2 separate regions of the Homo sapiens genome follow, and region 1 is linked to region 2. The links are chromatin loops, found by intact Hi-C in ENCODE. Cell type or tissue: GM12878. All regions are shown on one strand.

Evidence for each region. A loop is a pair of places that touch in the nucleus more often than their neighbours do. Peaks named below come from ENCODE experiments on the same cell type or tissue, not always from the same donor. Only the 100,000 strongest peaks of a DNase experiment are listed, where the experiment ranks them.
Region 1: it touches region 2 in a loop (8-fold over the local background); 5 of 110 quality-filtered maps call a loop at or near these places.

The regions. Positions count from the first base shown.
Region 1 is chr4:181,300,439-181,302,938 of GRCh38, reverse strand. No RefSeq gene overlaps it. Among named protein-coding and RNA genes, the nearest start is that of LINC02500, 37 kb to the right of the region's middle. In GM12878, a CTCF peak has its summit at 1,009 (motif pointing left); a DNase peak (open chromatin) is centred at 943.
Region 2 is chr4:182,805,589-182,808,088 of GRCh38, reverse strand. No RefSeq gene overlaps it. Among named protein-coding and RNA genes, the nearest start is that of DCTD, 110 kb to the left of the region's middle. RefSeq lists an enhancer at 1-456 and silencers at 1,536-1,585, 1,606-1,695. In GM12878, a CTCF peak has its summit at 1,558 (motif pointing right); no DNase peak of the experiment used is centred here; H3K4me3 peaks cover 614 bases; H3K27ac peaks cover 285 bases.

The DNA.
Region 1 (2,500 bases), 1.5 Mb after region 2:
AATGATATCCACAGTTACCATCAAAGCTTTATGTTAAATAATATATCAATTTTTTAATTGCCCCGAAAGAGAAAACTGACAGATTCTTCTTGTTTTCTGTAACCCTTCATTTTACATTTCCAGGGCTGAAGAACTAGCAGACAAGAAAGAGACAGAAAGAAGAGGGAGACAGAGACAGAGAGAGATAGAGAGAGACAGAAACAGAGAAAGAGATTTCTTGACTGTTTAGAGTCCTCTTAAACCACAATATTTATAACATGCCTAAATCTAGTACTTATGGAAAAGATACTATACACTTAGAAAACACATTTTTGAGCCTCAGTAAGCCATACCAATAATTAGATATGATTTTGAAAATTAATGAGTCAGAATCACATCCTTGGTAATTAGGTCACCTCGGATGAAAATCTGACTTCATTCTTGTTCACTGTAACAGTAACCTTTCGCTCCCCCTCCATCCCAGAAGGCAACAAAATGATTCAACCTTACTAAAATCTCACCTCCTGTAATCCATTATATCTTAACTTACACATTAAGATTTTAAAACCTCCATCTGGTGGACATAACTTGACCTCTTTTGATTTATAGGCAACCTGTTTTCCCAGGTAAGCAAATTCATTTTTCCTCTGACCACCTGGCTGAGGCAGTAACAGCTGAGGCAAGCCTGCTCTCTAGTGAGCTATAACTGCTCTGCCAACATGCCATTAAGAGGGAGGAATCCAGGATGATTTAATGTCTATGAAATTAGAGCTTAAGCTACTTTGGAAACCAGAGGCTTACTAAACGACTCCTGATCCCTAATCAATGGTATGATCTGAAACAATAGCTCCATCAGCAGTGGAGAATTCTTTCTTCTTGCCTGAGTTACAGGGATTCATAGTGCTCATGATTATTAAGTGAGACGTAAAAGGAAAATTTCAATTACAGCAAAGGTTAAGATAGATGATATTCTGGGCCAGGGTTTCTCAAAGTGTGGCCTGCTAGCCATTTCCATCAGCGCCACCTGGCGTTGGGGTGAAGAGGGTGTCCCTTGAGTAAATCAACTTCCTGGGACCACTCCCTCTTCTTCCCTTCACTGGCGATTCTGAAAGTGATCTTATAGATATCTCTGTATATTCGGCCTTCCCCTTAAGATGAAAATGTACCACTTATATAAGGCTGTGCGAGGGGAACAACAGGGGACATTTAGGAAATTGCCATTTCTTTCTGTTTTCATTTCTGTGCAGTTTTAAAAGAAATGTGAGGACATTCAATTTCACAAGATGGATGAATAATGACAATATCCAACTTTACATGAACCCCGTGTTCCTGGAAAACAGTGATGGTTATGATATCTCCCCGTCCTTCCTTCCCTTCCCAAAATACCTCCACGCCTTTGTGTTCCCAGAAATGGCTGTCAGGGCATGCTCTGGTCTAGCATATTCCCAGCTCTGCCCTTCCTCAGTGGCTTCCATGAGAGGCATCTCCATTCTTCTCCATGACTCCATTACGACTCTGGATGATCCTCTTGTCTATCTGCCTCTATAAAACTGCAGCCCTCTGCCTTTTCAGCCCCTTCCTCTACCCCCCCTTTTTTTTTTTTTTTTTTGAGATTCTCTGAATTAATAAATGTTCTTATTGCGGCAGGCTAATAAAATCCTGTCTTGTGCATTTTAGCTTTTACAAAAGCAAGCCTAATAGTTTTTCTTACAAATACCTATTTATAAGAGAACACATGGCTGATGGTAAACACGAGTCACAGATTCAGCAAAAACAAGAGCCAAGCAGTACACCCTATTTGTGACTATGTTACTTTCTTGTGATTGTAACTGTGGCATGTGTAGTCAGACTTGCATTTTTTTCAAAAACCATTTTTGGCAACAGTATAAAAGATGTTTTGAAGCGATGAGACAATATCTGAGAGACCAAGGCAGAAGCAATTGAATTTCCAAACTAAGACAATGATGGTACCACTAAAGCGAAAAGAAGGCTTTTAGAGAGAGTTAAGTGTTAGAAACTCCAGGATTTTATCAACCATTGAATGTGGGAATGAAGAAAAGGTAAGGTCAAGGATGACAAAGGGATCATGTCTTTAGAGGCACTGAGCTGAACAATGCAGGGAGTGTCAACTTTAGTGGAATTAATTTATTTTTGAGTGTATTTATACCCAACTTAAAAAATTAAGCAATTTAATGTGACATATAAATACAGAATATAATCACAAAATGTGCAAAGTAAGACAAGTAAGGAAATTAGAATATAAGTACAGGAAAAATAGCAGGAAGCTTGGAGTGAGGTTGATAAACAACATGCGTACTCTAGGTCATATACATTAACCGCACATTTGGTTCTGAGCTTTCTGGCAGCCAGTGCAAAGAAGGGAGAACAAAATCAGCTTCTGAGACCAATTACTTTTCTGCCTAGAAGGAAAATTACTTAGGAAACTAAATATTGAATGACTGAGAGGTTTCTTTTAAACATGTTGAGTTTGAAGCTCTGAAGCAATTTAGACAGAATATTA
Region 2 (2,500 bases):
ATGGGGTGGCGGAGTGGGAGCCAGGGCGAGGGACTCAGGTCGGGAGCAGATGCATGGGGCCTCCCGATCTGGGACTGCCAGCCTGTGCTTACGACCCAAGAACTTGTGTTTAGGACCGGGTTCCCGAGCAGCCCCAGAGCCAGACAGAGTTGTCACAGCAGGCGAGGCGCTCGCTGCTGCCGGTGGAGAGCCCCTGCCTCTGGCTTCGGCAGAGGCCCAGGGCGGGAAGCAACCTGGCTGAAGGCCACAGGCGGTGGGGGCAGCATCCGCAAACCCGGGGCTCCAGACCTGGTGCAATATTTCTCCTAGTGCCACAGCCCACAGCCTCCTTGGTGATATATGTGTGTGTGTGTGTGTGTGTGTGTGTGTGTCTGTGTGTGTGTGTGTGTGTGACAGAGAGAGAGAGAGAGACAGATATCTCACTCCGGGCCTCCTGGTCATCCCGGCTCCCAGTGGGCAGGGGAGCGCTTTGCCCTCCTGGTGAGTGGGGAGGAACGAACTGGGCATGGGCACGCTGGGCTCCAGCTCAGGGAGCAGGGCCTCTCCCGTCATCCTGCCACTGCTGCCAGCGCCTGGCTGATCTATCTTGGTGTCCCGTTAGTGGCCCTTTGGGATTTCCCATGCAGCTGTGCCTGCTGCTTCCCAACCCGGCCTTTATCTAGGTGATATTTTGGCTTTCCTGAGCCATCTCCGGCCTTACTCATTTCAGCGAGAACCCGGGTAGGAAAAAGGGCCTATATATTGGCCTCCCAAAATGCCAGCGGGCTCACTCACGGCCGGTTTCTGAAGGCAGGACACCAGCAAACAGGCTGCTATATGAGATTAGCATCCATTGGCTTCTCTGGGCGACAACCCAGGGGCAAAAGGTTGAATCCCTCCCCACTTCTGCGCCGCGGTGGCTTTCGTGGCTGCCGCAGGCTTGGGTAGAGGAGGGAGACTGGATGTCACCGCTGCAGGGAGGCCAGGCCGAGGCGGCTGGGGAGCTGCGGGGAAGCGGGAGGGGGGGCGGCTTTCGCTCTTCCAGGCTGTCACTCCAGCACGTTCCGTGAGAGCCCAGCTCCCTCAGAAATAAAAATGCCACTCTGAATTTAAGTGATCCGTTCTTCCGGGACATTCTTTCCAGCGACAGGACTGTTAACATGAAAAGTAAAAGGGAAACAATATGATAGTTCAGAAATCACTGTTTTCAGGCGCTGCGGAACTCAGCCCGCGGACGATTCCCGGGAGGAAGGGCCTTATTTCGATCTGTGAGTGAGAGCAACGCGGCATGACAGTGTCTGCTCGACGTGCAGGGAAATCTTACCCGAGCCACTTTGGCAGGGCCCAGGCCTCGGTGCGGCGGTGCTGAAGCAGAAGTCTCCGCTTTAAGTGTGAAACTCGGAGGGCAGAGCAGAGGTGGGGAAGAGAGGGTCAGAGAGCCGGCCCCGCCGCGGTTGGGGTGGAGAGTGGCGAGCGGCGAGCGGCGGCGCCTTCTCTTCGGTTTCACCTCGGTTTCTGGCCCGGGAACTGCCCTTTTGGCGTGCAGGACTTTCCCTACCACAGCCGCGCGTCACTAGGGGGCGCCGGAGCCCTTCCTGAAATCGCCGCCATCCCCTGCAGGGCCCGCCCGGGGATGCAGGAGGGGGCGTCCCAGGACCCCTGCCCACGGGGCCGCCGGATGTTGGGACGGCTTTTCCATGTCCGCAGAAGCCGAGTCCCAGGAACCCCAGGGGAAGGCCAGAGGGAAGCCCCAGATGAGGGAGGACTCAGGGAAGGGTGTCGTCTTCCTCTCGCTACCTCCCGTTCTCTGCCTTGGGTCACCTCTGTGTTCTGCAGTGACCTGTCACCTGTCAATGCTCCAGACTGAAGTTAAACGCCAGGCTTGATTTTTTTTTTTTTTTTTTTTTTTTGAGCTTGGAAATCATGTCATAGCTGAATAAAGATATTTTACAATCTGCTTGTTCGTTACCTTTTGTCAATAAATTAAGAAACTGGGGATGACAGACTGGCTCTAGGTCCTTTTGAGATCCTGAGTCATCAACGTCGCCCTGGCCCACCGAGGGAGCCCTATGGCATTCCTTCCAAGCCTTAAAGGACAGAGAGGGTTAGATTCAACCTGACCCATTGCAACGAGAGAGAGCGAGAGAGAGAGAGAGAGAGAGCGAGCATCGTGGATGCAAAGATAGTTCTGGGGACGATTTTTGCAGAATTTTCTCTGGAACAGGCAGACTAGACTTTCCCTAGTGTTCGTGTGGGAGGAAGGTGTGGGATGGGGCAGTCTCCAGCCTACGGTCATTAACCACGGTGCAGAAGAACTCCAGGTTGAAGAGAGCCTGGTGAGCCTCCTCACCGACCTCCACTGAGCGCCCCATTTTCAGCCTTTCAGTCACGCCCGAGAATTTGTCATTTTAAGTCCTTGGGCATTTATGCTCCCCGCACTCTCCCCTGATAGAGTTCACTTGTGAACATTTTTAAAAATTCATTTTGACCCAGCGGACCGCTTGTAAATCCTGACAGTTGT